Linked DNA regions of Homo sapiens: all the other regions are linked to region 3. A link is a loop called in an ENCODE intact Hi-C map of the cell type or tissue named here. Cell type or tissue: endothelial cell of umbilical vein. All regions are shown on one strand. Region 1 overlaps KIRREL3 (kirre like nephrin family adhesion molecule 3). Region 2 holds the start of LOC107984409 (a long non-coding RNA gene). Region 3 overlaps LINC02725 (long intergenic non-protein coding RNA 2725).

Evidence for each region. Peaks named below come from ENCODE experiments on the same cell type or tissue, not always from the same donor. Only the 100,000 strongest peaks of a DNase experiment are listed, where the experiment ranks them.
Region 1: a loop joins it to region 3, with 28 times the contacts of the local background. A loop is called at or near these places in 11 of 110 quality-filtered maps.
Region 2: it touches region 3 in a loop (6-fold over the local background); 18 of 110 quality-filtered maps call a loop at or near these places.

Annotation. Positions count from the first base shown.
Region 1 is chr11:126,438,187-126,443,186 of GRCh38, forward strand. KIRREL3 (kirre like nephrin family adhesion molecule 3) reads right to left here. Exons shown (of 17, transcript NM_032531.4): 11 at 2,263-2,363. Among named protein-coding and RNA genes, the nearest start is that of ST3GAL4, 85 kb to the left of the region's middle. RefSeq lists an enhancer at 4,363-5,000. In endothelial cell of umbilical vein, a CTCF peak has its summit at 2,820 (motif pointing right); a DNase peak (open chromatin) is centred at 2,825.
Region 2 is chr11:128,857,048-128,862,047 of GRCh38, forward strand. The region is part of intron 1 of KCNJ1 (potassium inwardly rectifying channel subfamily J member 1); the gene reads right to left. LOC107984409 (a long non-coding RNA gene) reads left to right here and starts at 386. Exons shown (of 3, transcript XR_001748442.2): 1 at 386-443. RefSeq lists an enhancer at 2,667-2,926 and a silencer at 2,827-3,121. In endothelial cell of umbilical vein, a CTCF peak has its summit at 2,991 (motif pointing left); a DNase peak (open chromatin) is centred at 2,864.
Region 3 is chr11:128,155,729-128,160,728 of GRCh38, forward strand. The region is part of intron 2 of LINC02725 (long intergenic non-protein coding RNA 2725); the gene reads left to right. Among named protein-coding and RNA genes, the nearest start is that of LINC02098, 51 kb to the right of the region's middle. In endothelial cell of umbilical vein, a CTCF peak has its summit at 2,351 (motif pointing left); a DNase peak (open chromatin) is centred at 2,233; H3K27ac peaks cover 422 bases.

The sequences.
Region 1 (5,000 bases), 1.7 Mb before region 3:
CCCATGAACGCGTCTACCTGTGTGATGTTGTATGTCTGTGTGAGAAATGTGTCTACAGAGCTGTGTTTGCGATCACCTTCGTCTGCCTTAGTTTACAGGGCTGCTGGTTAACAGTTTTCAGAGCCGGCCACATACACTGTCTGCACCTCATCGTGTAAGCGCCTCGTATATCCTGGTTCGGGGCTGATGAGAGGGACTGAGTTTCTCAAGCTTGCTGCTATTGTCACGCTGGACTGACCCATTCCTGGCCGTGGGGCTCTCCCAGGCATTGCAGGATGTCAGCAGCACCCTGGCCTCTACACACCCGGTGCCAGGAGTATCCTCCAAGTGATGACAACCAAAATGTCTCCAGGCACTGCCAAATGTCCCCTGGGGCCAGTGAGAACCGCTGGCCTAGAATCAGATATTTCTGGAGAGAAGGTGTGAAAATGTCCAAGAGTGAATGGAATATTTGACAATGAGCATGTGTTACATTTATAATTAAAAACATCAAAAAGCAAAGTGAATGGGGAGGCGTAGGTATTAGTTTTATTCATGAGTTCTTGCAATTTTTTTGTGAATCTTTCAGACAGTGAATGAACTGAATGCTTGAGAAAGCGTGTAGCAGCAATAATACTCTAATAATATCTTAGTTAACAGGATGACAGTTTCAGTTGGTGCAGCCTGGGTGTCTCAGCCCCCGCATGCACGGGTTAGGGGTGACCTCAGCTGCTTCACATCTGGGCCAGCCCCACCCTCCCTGCACAACTGCCCTGCCCACTCCACCCCTGGACAGTCTTCTAGCAGGATTTTGCCATACACTGGGAATTACTACAAATAAGTTTTCCCCGAGTAGTGCTATAAAATGCTCACTTTTCTTTGTTTTCATGCCTGAGATCCCTCCAGTTTTAGATGGATTTGAGTACAAGACTCTGCCCCTGGATCACCTGAGGTCAGGAGTTTGAGACCAGCTTGGCCAACATGGTGAAACCTTATCTACTAAAAATACAAAAAAATTAGCTGGGTGTGGTGGCAGGTGCCTGTAATCCCAGTTACTTGGAAGGTTGAGGCAGGAGAATTGCTTGAACCCAGGAAGTGGAGGTTGCAGTGAGCCAAGATTGCACCATTGCACCCAGCCTGGGTGATAGAGAGAGACTCTGTCTCAAAAAAGAAAGAGGGAAAAAAAGACTCTGCCCTCACCTTAATTTTTTTGTTGTTGTTGTAGAGACAGGGTCTCACTATGTTGCCCAGGCTGGTCTCAAACTCCTGGGCTCAGTCGATCTTCCCACCTCAGCCTTCCAAAGTGCTGGGATTACAGACATGAGGCTCCTGCTCAGTAAGACCCTCCCTTTAAAAAAATGCAGATACTGGCTGGGCATGGTGGCTCACGCCTGTAATCCCAGCACTTTGGGAGGCTGGGGTAGGAGGATCGATTGAGCCCAGGAGTTTGAGACCAGCCTGACCAACATGGTGAGACCCCATCTCTACTGAAAATACAAAAATTAGCGAGGTGTGGTGGCAGATGCCTGTAATCCCAGCTACTCAAGAGGCGCTGAGGCATGAGAATTGCTTGAACTGGGAGGTGGAGGTTGCAGTGAGCCGAGATTGTGTCACTGCACTCCAGCCTGGGTGATAGAGCGAGACTCCATCTCAAAAAACAAACACAAACAAACAAACCCAAAAAACACACAAACAAAAAAACCAAGCAGATAGCTGGTAGGAGGCGCTGAGGGTGGACTCCTCAGTTGCCTTAGCTGCATTGCAGGGATAAGTTCTTTGAGGAAGGGAGAGAGAATGGAATGGTCACTTTAGAGGGGACGATTGATAGGCAACAGGGCAGGCTACCATGGACAGTAAAGGCCACAGAGACCTGGCAAGGAGGGCTCCAGGAGGCACAGAAAGGGGTTGCCAACTATTACCTGCGCTCTAAGATTTTGCTAAAGACTGGCCTGGAGCCCAGGAAGAGAAGAAGTCACTTGTCTTTTCTCTCCACTACCCTCGTGTGCCCCTCTGCCCTTAGGATGCGGAATTTGGTCAGAGCCGTTCATGTCAGAGCTCAGCAGAATGGCAGCTGAACCCTGGGAGAGCACTGCCTGTTCTGAGAAAGGCCTGCAATTGTGTCTTCACGATGCTTTTCCAAGACAGCCAAGGCAGGTATAATTTTCCTCAGCAAGAAAGAGGAACCTCGGAGGTGTGCACCGCCTGGCTGGCCACCCAGGTATTGGCAAAAGTGACTGTTGGGCTGCTGGCCCGGCCCCCGCCCGCCGTCCCTGGAGCACTCACGATGCGGTCCGGCGGCGGCGTGCTCCGGATGAAGCACTTGATCTGGCCCTTCTCGCCGTGGAGGGCGTGCTGGGTCTGGGTGCTGGAGATGATGGGGGGTCCTGTTGAGAAACAGCGTCCCATTAGGCACCCGGGAAGGGCACGTCCCTGCTGGCGCCCTCTTGGGTGGGTTCAGAAGTGTATTCATTAATCCAAGCATTCAGCAAACATTTGCCGAAGGCCTGTATGTGCAAGGTAAAGTGCAAGGTAGAGGACTCAGAGATAAATTAGGCATTCAGTCATAAACCTCTCAAGGGATCATGAGCGAATGCTTCTAAGTCAGAACCCCCAGAAGATACAAATAACTGTAATAAAAGGTGGTGAGTGTTAGTACCACAGGAGCGGTGCAGATAAAGTGCTAACCGACTTCAGAGGAGAGAGAATAATTCTATCTGGCGGACGGGGAAAGCTTTAGGGAGGAGGTGGTAAGCCTGCAGAGGGGGTGGGGAGGTGTCTAGATGAAGGAAGACTCCCCCGCCTCAGCCAGCGGCACCCCTGCGAGCCATTCCTCAGATATCCAGTAGAGGGCGCCCTTGCCTAACAAATGGGAGCTGCTCGGCCAGACGGGCCAACGGGAAGAAATGGTTGCTGTCCCTCTCCTTAGGGCGGGAATCACCCCGGACAGGGGGAATGCATGCGCTGGCCGTGTTCACAGCCCTCCTCCCACCTGTGTCTCAGGAGGTCCTGCAGTTCATCATCTTGTCTGCCTCCACGTCCATACCCAGACTGCCCAAGTGAGGCCATGGCTCCCAAACTGACCCCAATATTATCATATCACAGAGTGTGGCACATGTTTATGGGTGTCAGGTTCTGAGAGCGCCTGTCTCATTCACCACATTGCACAGCCAAGAGAGTTCACCTGGTGGAGGGGAGCCTGTTCCCCAGCGCCTCCTGTCCAGTTCCGCCTGTTACCTAACCCAAGTCTTTCCCCTGTGACGCCTGCCTGGCCGTGAAAGACAAAAGAAGGAGCAGCTAGCTTAGCCTGGGCTCTGCTGGCTTCCTGGCTGGGCTGGGTGGTTGAAGGATGGGAGTAGGGACGGAAACTGTCATGCTCCCTTTCCAATCCCTGGGGTCACAGTTGGGACTTAGATGGCAGATACCAGAGGAAAGACAGCCGGGAGCAACGCATCTGGAGAACACACAGAATTATGCAGGAACAAAACAAAAATTGCTGCAAACATAATTGCTGTTTATTAGCCACCTTAATTAAAGCAGATTTGCATTTCTATGAGTAGCTCTCAGCCAAGGGAGAAAAGGTACTGTAGACACTCCAGTGACTTCTGTTGAGTTTGAGAAGGCAAAAGGGCTCGGGGCAGCGTGAGGTGGGCGTGGGGGACCCTCCATGGCTTTAAGAATGGGCTGAGCGCTGCCCTCCTTCCTAAAAATCCTTCAGCTCCAACAGGTCTAGGACCCAAAGAGATGAGGAGATTGATGTTTTAGGAACCGGATGGTGCTTTGTTTTATTGCTGGACTAAAACGTGATGATAATATAAAACCTTTTCTGGTCAGGTGCGGTGGCTCACACCTAGAAACCTAGCACTTTGGGAGGCTGAGGAGGGTGGATCACAAGGTCAGGAGTTCAAGACCAGCCTGGCCAATATGGTGAAACCCCGTCTGTACTAAAAATACAAAAATTTTTAGTATTTATTATTTAGCCTCCCTACTTGGGAGGCTGAGGCAGGAGAATTGCTTGAACCTGGGAGGTGGAGGTTGCAGTGAGCCGAGATTGCGCCACTGCACTCCAGCCTGGGCGACAGAGCGAGACTCCAGCTCAAAAAAAAAAAACAAAAAAAAAACAAAAAACCCAACATGCACAGACACACAAAACACACACACACACACACACACACACACACACACACACACAAAACCTTTTCCTTGTGCTTCCCAGGAGCTAGGAATTCCCTGAGGGGTTTTCATGATTCTAAAAGCCATCATCAAATGCATCTGCTTCTTAAAAGAAAATGAAAACCAGGATAAAGGGAAATGGGGTGAGGGTTAGTAAGATTTCTCTCCCCTTCCTGCAGATACCTGATTTGAGCCAAATCGGTTGAGGTGTGTGCCAATTTCTTTCCCAAAGGACTGCTGCGCTGGCCAGCAGTTGTCCAAGGCTGGGATTTGTCGCGATAAAAACCTGATCTCATTTGAATGCTTTCATATCACCAGCTCCCTCCAGCCCATGCCCAGGTCCCATCCACTGGGCGTCCCCCCTCCCTCTGCCTGCTCTGCAGAAGCAGGGGCAGACAGTTCGCCCCCTGGCAGGTCTGGTGCGCTCCCCTCCGGGGCCACTGAACTCATCCACCTGCCTCCAGGTGTGTGAGGCCACCCTAGTCAAGAAATAAACAAGCAGCTTCTTTGCTTCCCTCCAATCCCTCCAGCTTTTCTCTGCCTGGAAGCCTCGGGGAGCTTGTGCTGGCAGGGGTGGAGGCAGAGGAGGGGAGAGAAAGAGACCTGGAGAGTGCAGATTCAACCTTGGTCAGCGCCAGGGCCCGGGTTTCAGTGCCCTCCCCGTCCAAGAGAAATGTCCCTCCCGGCCTGTGTTCCCCAGGGGGCATTCTCTCCTCAAGAAATCTCTTTAAATCTCCCTTGGAAATGTCTGAACGTCTAAAGTGACAGCAGATGTCAGCTCCTCCTTTATCCACCTGCTTTTCCCCAGAAACGCCAATGCTCATTTGATGCTCCAGGCTTGGGGGCCCTGG
Region 2 (5,000 bases), 700 kb after region 3:
CCAAAGTCATCCCCTCTGTCACCTAGCTCACTATGTTCCCACCCCCTCTGCTCTGCAATGTGCGGCGCAGCTCCTGCCCTGGGCTTCGGCACCTGCTGCTTCCTCCTTCAGGGCTGCTCCGCTCTAGGCCTTCCCATGTCTGGCTGCTCCATGTCGCTAGGGACCTAGCTCCATCACCACCTTCTTCGAGAGCCTTTTAGCATCCAATCTAAGGTAGCACCCACTGCTCCAGTGGGAACTCCATCCTGTCTTGGCTTCTTTCCATCTCTTATCAAGAGTGGCTGTCAGGTTGGTTGTTTATTTCCCTGCTGGTGATGCATTCACTTATTGTCGATCTCCCCTCTACAGAACACACCCTCCAGGACAGCAGCCCGTCTTGCCTTCCTCTGAATACCCAGCATGTGGACCCACAGTAGAGACTCTAAAAATCTTTCTTGACCAAGGTCAGTGCCCTCCCCTGGGCTGGGAGTGCCACAAGTGCAGGGACCTGTCAGCTGCATCCCTATGTTATACCCAACACTGCTCACTGGGCCTCAGGGCTCTCTCCAAATAGAGAAGGCCAGGGGAGAGAGAAGCTATTTTTTTCTCTAAGTTGTAGCTGAGCTAGTTTTTCACTTGCTCACTGAACTAATGACCAAGCAAACATCCAGGGATGGTGTGGACACTGCACATGGTGGATTCATAAGTGCCAATGCTGACAGGTGGCAAGGACGAGTGCCTGTGCAATGGCTCAGGATGCACCTGGGAGCATTGTCCCCATCTTGTCTTTTTAAGTTAAGCTTAGATTTTCTACAGTGAGTAATAGCACATAGATCTCATGTATTTTGAACTCAATATTGTGCCTGAAAACATACATAAAAATGTGTTTCTGGGTATTTATTTACATTTTTAAAAACTACCTAATTTTAGCATTTATTGGCTTAATAAAGGGTTTAAAAGTTTTAAAAAGTGCAAGAGCAGCTAAACCCTGTGCAAGAGCTTGGAGAAACTGAAGAAAATGTAGATAAAATAGAGTGGGCAAAGGGAATGCGAGAAGCTCCACGATGGCGAGAGATGGGGAGGGATGGGGCAGGATGGGGAGGGATGGTGAGGGAAGGCGAGGGTTGGGGAGGGATGGCGAGGGATGGCGAGGGATGGGGAGGGATGAGAAGGGATGCGGAGGCAAAGAACACTGGCAAGTAAGAGCAGCTAAGAATGAAGAGACAAGGAAATGCATGCTACAGACCAAGCAGAAGTGCCCAGAGAAAAACATCCACTCCTTAAGGAGGTTCGCAACACAGCAGTGAGCCCTACCATGAAAAACAGGCAAGAACAGTTAAATGTCAACTCTGCACCACCATATTTGATTGACGATTAACAACTGTTCAAATGGCACGTGTCTCCGTGGCAACAGCTAGGGTTTGTTGAAGGAGTGAATGGAGGAATGAATGAAAAATGGGAAGGGCACATACTTTTCAGAGTTATTTGAAGGTGAGGGAAGACAAGATGTATAAAAGAGACTGGCCAATAATAAATGTTCCATAAAGTTTTCTTGAAACTAGTTCAGTTGGGGTAATTTTCCTTCTCATCCATGGACCAGAAATCACTGACATTAACAGATCTCACTGTGTTCCAGGCGGTCTCCAGGGGTAAACTCAGTAGTTTACGGAGCGTCTATGTCACTCTGTGACATAGACAGCATTACTATTCCCAGTGTCTAAAGGAGGAGATCAAACACCAGAGAGGCTAAGTGATTGATCCAAGTTCACAGAGCTAGAAGGTTAGAATTTAGTCTACTATAGGACTCAGTTGGTAGCTATATGTCTACCTTGGGTTTAATTATTGGAAGAAACTCATTAAAACTCATCCTTTCCCATGTGACTTTGGCACAGACCTGAAAGGTGGTAGTGTATTTGCTACCAGACCCCCATGCCACCAGGCAGGTCACCCCTCTTATGTGATTGAAGGCACATAAGGGGTTGATTTCACTCTACAGGATTGGGGTTAAATGGTTAGTCCCTTCTAGGCATGGAATTCCCACAGGGGAAAAGGAACAGACACTTGTTGAATCTCTGTCACATACCAGCAACTGTGGTAGGGGCTTGGCAGAAATTATTTCATTCAATCTCACAGCGACCCCATGAAGTAGGTCTAATTTTCTCTGTTTGACAAGGAAGGGAACTGAGGTTTAGAGAATTTTAAAAACTCATATGAGGCAGAACTGGGGTAGGAACGCAGCTCTTTTTGAGACAGGGTCTTGCTCTGTTGCCCAGGCTGGAGTGCAGTGGCACAATCATAGCTCACTGCAGCCTCTACCTCCCATCTCATGGGATCCTCCCGCCTCAGCCTCCCAAGTAGCTGGGACCACAGGCAAGTGCCCCACTCCGGGCTAGTGTATTGATTGTAGAGATGAGGTCTCACTAGGTTACCCAGGCTGGCCTTGAACTCCTGGCCTCCAGCAATTCTCCTGCCTCAGCCTCCCAAAGTGCTGGGATTACAGCCCCGAGCCACCGCTCCCGGACAGAACCCAGATCTTAACCTGATGTCTCCACGCCAAGTTCCCTAAAGATCTGGCCCAGAAGATGAGTGAATTCCTATGTCTAAGGCAGGAGGGAAAAGGAAGGAAGGTCTGGGGGAAAGGCTGGCCCTCCCTCCTCACCTCCCTTCCCTGCGTGCCCTCTCCTGGCTAGCCCTCCCGTCTGCGTCTCTCAGGGCATCTGTAGTGGGAGCCGCCTGTGCTGGGCACTGGGGTACGGCCTTCTCAAGACCCAGGGAAGTGGGGGAGCTGGGCAGGAAATTAAAAGGAGCCAAATAAACAGAGTAATTATAGATTGTGATAAGGACTTAGAAAGAAACAGTAACTAGAAGTGACCTTGAAAAGTACCCGTAAGTAGGCACTGGTGCTGCAGACGGCGGGCAGCAAAGCGCAGGCGGGAGAGGAGGCGCGGCAAGGCCCACACTCGCCTCCGCCGGGCCTCCCGCTTACCAGCAGCAGCAGCGCCCCCTGGCGCCTGCCGAGGGCACTGCGCAAGAGAGGTCGGCATTGATTTCAGAAGGGCGCCCGGAAGGACACCTGTCTGGCCCCAGACCGGGCAGGAGCCAGGCCTCGGATTTCTCATCTGTCAGATGACAATGATGCTATCTACTTCCCAGGGCCATCGTTCAGATTAAATGATGCAGTGCTTGGGAGAATCCGGATGGATGAGCGACACTATAGAAACATGACTTGGATTTATGGCAAGAGGGACTTCAGTGAGACATGAAGAACTGTTGACTAGACAGGCCGGCAGGACACTGTGGCAGGTTTCCCGTGAAGAATTCCATACTGACAATGTAAAAGAGAGGCAATGACCGTCTGATATAAGTGCGTGACACTGCACAGGTTTCACTGTGTGAAATGCATACATGAGTTCTTGTAGAAATGAATTGATTTTTTTAAGAAGTGACTTAAGGGAAGGAAGACGTGACTTAAGGAACTCAGGAAGTCTCTGTGCCGTCACTAAGTCAGAGATTCCAGAAGATTCTCTCTGAAGAACAGTCACCAACTGGATTATTGAAAATTAGCCCACTGCCACCTCACGGGTGGGCCTTGTAACCCACATCAGCTGGACCAAGGGGCCTGGAGACGCAATAGCCTGGAAACAGGGTGACCCCAAGGGGCAGGCGGGATGCAAGCACAGAGGAAACAAGAAAATGCTGAAGGAAGCTGCTCAGAAAAGTGGAGGCCAGGTGGCTCTGAAACCCAGGTGTGACCACAGAGGAAAGTGCCCTGAAGGCCAGAGACCCAGCTCCAATTACCAGCTATGTGACAGGGGCACGCCCAGCCCCTTTCCTGATTTTCAGAATTTCCCTATCTGGGAGACGAAGATCATGTCGCCGGGGCCTGCCTGTAATACTTCAAAAAACACAAAAACACTCTATGCACCATGTAGAGGATTATTTTTGTGAACTCCAGGGCAGGGAGCATCAACAGCTCAGAGGCAGCACTGGCATCTGCCTCAAGTGTCCTGCCTTCTCTCCATCCCCAGGCACAAGCAGGGCCCACGAATGCCCAGCATCTGCTCTCCAGTCACTGGTGAAATATGGGTGGCATTCACTGTGTCAGCATTTGGAAATTAGCCCGCCTGTGGTCTGGCTGTTGGCGTCCCTGGGGCTCCCTAACCCACATGGCTACGCAGGCAAAGACAGAAACTCTGGTGCCGCCAGCTTCCGCCCGAGGCGCTTTTCTGCGTGGGGTGCTGACTGAGCAACTGAAGCAGGGCTGCAGCATTCACTGGCAGCTGAGACCCAGGATTGGGGGCCCTAGTGGGGCTGGGGTCAATGGGGATGGTACCATGGAGGGGCATGAGCTGGGACATTTAGAACAGAAAGAGAAACATGCCGAGTGAGGAGGCAAGATGTGAGCAGCAGGGCTAGCGGGTATCCCTGGGACCTCAGACAGAAAGGAAGCTGCAAGGGAGCTTGTACCCAGTGATCACAGGCTCATTTATGGGATAGACCCAGGCAACCTGAAGAAAGGCAGAATCAGAGCAATAGCCAGAGGTGACTGTCGTCAGAAACATACCCCTGCTCCTGGGAGCCACTGCAGAGCGGGATAACTGGGGCTCGCCTCCCTGGTGCAAGCCCAGGAGTGAGGGCCTTGTGATAAGATTTCCAAAAACACCAGCCCCGTGCCCTGCCTGTCGGTAAGCGGCCACCGGAACCCCTCCCAGAAAGATAGATGCAGGCTCCGTGTCTGTAGAAGTTTGTGTCCATTTCCCGCTGAAATGGACTCCTGCCTCTCCACACCCCTAAAACCCAAGCTTCTTCCTGATCTCCAACCCACATCCTAACGGGTGAGGTTGAAGTCTAATTTCCTCTGGCCTTCAGTGAGGATGAGAAAACCAGCCCCTTCATAGATGAGAAAGCAGTTTCAGCCCCCAGCTCTCGGCCGCGCTTCTCCGGTGGCTGCCTATTCCCAGCTTCAGGTCCCAGTGGCCGTGGTCATCCGCGTGGGAAGGGATTTGCCTGCTGTGCGCTGG
Region 3 (5,000 bases):
AGTCATGGTTGAAAAGGTAGAGTATGTGTCAGGCCATGATGTTTATCTCCTCCAGCAGGTGAGTAGGAAGAAATTGATGTTGCCCAGAACGTAATCATCAGAATATAAACTGAGATGGAGTGAAATCACCCTTTATGGTCTGCTGGCTCACTTCTCCTTCTTGTTTGTTGCTTGTCATAGATCCTACCCCTTTCTGAAATGGCATGACTCTATAGGAGGTCCCAGGCCTGGTATCCTGGTTATTGGCTGACTGACCAATTGCTTTCTAACTTAGTTTCAGATTTGTTTTTCTGTGAATTCAAGAAAAAGGAGTGGTATTTGCTGGCAATTTTGCTGTGCAAGTACCTTGCATTTTAACCTTCTGGGACCGTTGTCCCTTTATTTTTATATTGACTTTGTTTAGTTGGTTAATTAATTTGTGAGTTAATAGCTTTGTCAGAGTACAAAAAGATAAGCATATATGGAAAGCTGAGATGCAGTTTGTTAGTGTATGTTCATTTTAATCTCTAAACTTTAAACCAATTCTGTTTTTCTTCTAACATTTCAAATTACTTTAAAAGTGTTAAATTATTTATCGTCAAGGAAGACGCCATCACAAGAACAGTGTTTTCTCCTCCGTCAGTGGATTAGGAATCAGAAGATCTGAGATGTATTTCTCTTTTACCACTGACTTATTCTATTGCGTATTTTTGGAATGTATTTGCTCATTTCTTACTTTACAAATTCTAGAGGGAACACACAATCTATTCCATGTGCTCTCTTTTGAGCACTAGATAAGGAAAGGTTTTTTTTTTTTTTTGGCAGATGATTGATTAGTTTACAAGTATCCTTCTTCAACAGTAGATATACCATGGCAGGGAAGTAGAACCACTGTCCAAGGTTACCTAGAAGCCAGTGACCAAACTAGACTTCGGGCTTTCATCTTGTGAGTCACAGTGTTACAATCACTAATCCCCATTATCAATGAGGCATGAAGTTGTGTATGTAGAACACTGTAACAGTCACCAGGGCAGCACACTCAGTTCAACATTACTTACCTTGGGTTCTATGCCAACGTCCTCAAGCATTTTAAGAAAATGGCTTAGAGCTTAAGTCGTACAATGTAAAAAGCTGATAAAAGATTGTCCCTATGTCAGTTTCAACTTTGCCCTCAAATGCCAACAGCAAGGACACCTTCATGAGCAACTGGCCCTAGGACTTAGAGAGGCTACTAAGTGGCTGTAGGAACCATGACACTCTGACATTCCTGGCCCAAGTAGAAATATGAAAACCTAAGCATGGTGGGTTGAAACTTCATGAATGTCTCTCGACCCTGAAATGGGTTGCAGGTGTTTGTCTCAAAGACGAGAACAGATAATGAATAAAACATGCCTGGAGCTTTGTGTTCAGAAAATGTGACAAGCTTGAATCTGATGACTTCAGGAATGAGATGAAATATGAGTTTGAGCTCATCTGCAAAGCTCTTAACGAATCCAAGATGTCGTTGCTGGTATTGCTGCTCATGGACTACAGTTTGCCCCAGGTTTATGGGAGGATAGGGGTGGAAACGAAGGGGGTGAAAAGATCTGGAAAAGAAAAGAATGAGGAGGGAAAAAGAACATGAAAGCAAGTTTTGACTGCAGATCTTTAAGGGAGAGCTCTCCCTGGAAATCTCACTGAAGACTAAATTTGACCTTTATTTTGAGCCCATAGAAGAGAGATGAAGATAAAAATACTCTGCAGATCAATGTATTGTATAAATATACTCAGCTTTATGGACTCTGAGGTTATTGCATTTCTATATCATCACTGATTCCACTTTTGCTTTAGGTAGTAAAATAGAGACTATTCTTATCATATTTTCATCTAAAATTGCACATTTAAGGTCAAGTTATCTCTTACCACATGAAAAGCTATACTTACACATATGGAAAGTAAGATAACTTTTTGTGACTATTCTTTTTTCCATGGGACATTATCTTATTTCACACATGTGTTACTGCAAATCTTTTGAAGAGAGAGATGGATTGACACTAAGATTTTAAATTCTGTCTTGGATTGTCACACTTAGTAAATTTCTGTGGAAATTCCAATTGTTGGTTTAGGAAAATTCCAGCAGGTGGAGCTGTAACAGCGCTCAATTTCAACAGAGTTCTCTGTTATTGGCAAGATGGTCTGGAGCCAATATGGACTCCAAGCTTCTGTTTGTGAACTCTGTACTCTCAGTGAAGGGCTCTCTCTATCTGAACTCTTGCTATATTCAAGAAAAGCTGGTAATTTTGGACCCTAACTCAATCCTTGATATTTTGGGGTCTCCGGAGAATCACATAGTTGAGGTACTAGTTAGCACTCTCACTGGAAAAAGCAATTTGATAACGGCCCCCTAGTGGTCTAAACTGGTACATGTGGCTTTGTAAATGCCAACCCACCCATTCATTAGACCTCTGAGGGCACAGAGATGTTTTCAATCATTGGCTCTGTCGTTTTGACTTTTCTCGCCAAAAGCTTAAGGGAAGAAAAAGTGTGTGATACATAAATACAAAACATGCAACAGTCAGTGGGACAACTCCAAGTGCCACTATTTATTAATTTTATAATATTAGGAAGTTCGCTTTTCCCTGAGCCTCAGTTTTTTAAATTTCCCAAACCAAAATGAAAACAACATCTACTGCAAAGGATTGTTGTAATGGGGAGCAAACGACATGATACACATGAGAGAATATGTGATACACTTGAGAATGTTTGATAGAACATATTGTGCATACCAGGTTGTTTTTTATTATTAATAGTAGTACTGTTGATTTTATCAGGATGAAGAATGATCTCAGGGCTTCTATGTAGAGCTCATCTCAATGGATCAAACTATAAGGAGACAGACCTCCCCTCTGTGCTCAAATTATAAAGTCCATTCCATTCTGTACATATGGGTCTATCAGCCTGCAAGTTCATTACAGATTTTTCTCATCAGTCTTGCCAAACTCCTTAAGGTCAGGGACCATAAGATTTTTGTTTCTTTTACCAAAGCATTTGGCATGATGTTTGGTTCATTGTGGTTATCCCACAATGTCTGTGGACTAAGTATCACTGAGTAAAGTACAACATTACATTTGTAAAGGGAACTCTCTCATTCCACTTATTTATTCCTACCTAGGAGTAAACAAACCAGAGAAGAGAGTAATATGCAGGCACTTTGGGGGAAGTTGGCATCGCAGTAATTCTGGTATACTGTTCTAACTCAGTACAAACCAATTAAGACACTTAATGAGAACAAAATATGCTCAAGGTAGTAGTATATGCTGTGGGAGATTAAAATTATTGCATAAAATTATTGCATAATTAAGACGGATTGCATAACAGCTCTCCGTCTCCATCAAGAATTTTAAGGACTGAAATTAGAAATGTTTCAGAGAGAGAATTAAGAATATAAAATGTGTGACAAAGCTAACCATCAACCAAAATTCAAGCTTCCACCTCCGTAATTAAGGATTGCCCTTGGAAGGAGCCCTTTAGCCAGGGGCTCCATTTCCCATCACCCTTGCAAGTGAGGCCATGTGACTAGTTCTGTTCCAATGCAAAATGAGAAAAATGTTTGTCATTTTGAGGCTAAGATAGGATGGCTTCTCTGGTCTTTTGGATGCATACAGAAGACTCCAAGGCCTTGGGACTATTTATAGAGAGCATGACGGAAGAAGCCTGGGTTCCTGAACCATCACGTGGAGGAAAAACACCTAATGGCTGGAAATCTGCAATGGACTATGTCACGAACAAGAAATAAGTTTCTGTTGGGTTAAGTCACTCAAATTTTGGAATTTGTTAGAGTAGCTAGCATCATCCTCACGTAAGATGGAAGAAGGCACCACATGATTTTCAAATGAAATGAGAAAACATAAAATACATTTAACTCAGAAGATGGAAAAATCACTGCATGGCAAAGTAGCCAAAAGCTTTCTTCAAGAGATGAAGCTGCAGCCGGGTGCGGTGGCTTACCCCTGTAATTCCAGCACTTTGGGAGGCTGAGGCACGTGGATCACCTGAGGTCAAGAGTTCAAGACCAGCCTGGCCAACATGGTGAAACCCTGTCTCTACTAAAAATACACAAAAATTAGCCAGGCCTGGTGGTAGGCACCTGTAATCCCAGCTACTCAGGAGGCTGAGGCAGGAGAATCACTTGAACCTGGGAGGCAGAGATTGCAGTGAGCCGAGATCGCGCCACTGCACTCCAGCCTGGGTGACAGGAGCAAAACTCCATAAAAAAAAGAAATGAAGCTGCAGCTGATTCTTATGGATTTATGGATCAGGGGACATACCTCTTATGGAAGGAACTACATGAGCAATGATACCAGTGTAGGGAGATTGAAAACATATTGAGGAGACAGTGAGTGGAGAAGTTGTACTGGAAAACAAAGGCCATCTTAGCTCCAACAACTGTCACTAAGCACATTATTACCCATTTAAGTCTTTACCTTGACTGTTGTCTTTAAGTTATTATGGACCATAAGATCCAATTCAGTCAGGTCTCTTATTACCAACAATCAGATATTTAATTCTCCCTGCAAAGCCAGCTTTGGATCCAAGAGGGGCAGATTTTGCCAGCTGCATAGAAATACGAAGCACTTGTTTCAATTGTATTTTTCATTTGTAATTTCTGCTATTATAGATGCTACAATCAGACATAAGTATGAAGACTCAGAATTACTTAGTGATGCCAGAATGTAGCAGGCACATTCTGTTTTTTAGCTTCTCTTACAGTTGGCATCAAGAGTTGGTGGATTTTTATAGCTATTTGTGTAGATGTCTTACCACTCATCTGTAAGGACAGAAATGATTTATTACTTGTCTTTGTATTCCCCTTTAACTAAAACCAAAATCTGCCTTGAATAGAGACATAGACTTATAGGTTAGAACAGCATAGGATGACAGAACTCATATAATTCAGCATCCTGATTTTGTACTAGGATCATTAATGTTCCTTGTTGAGAACCAAATATTCTTAAGTGATACATCCAATTAAAGATAGCAGT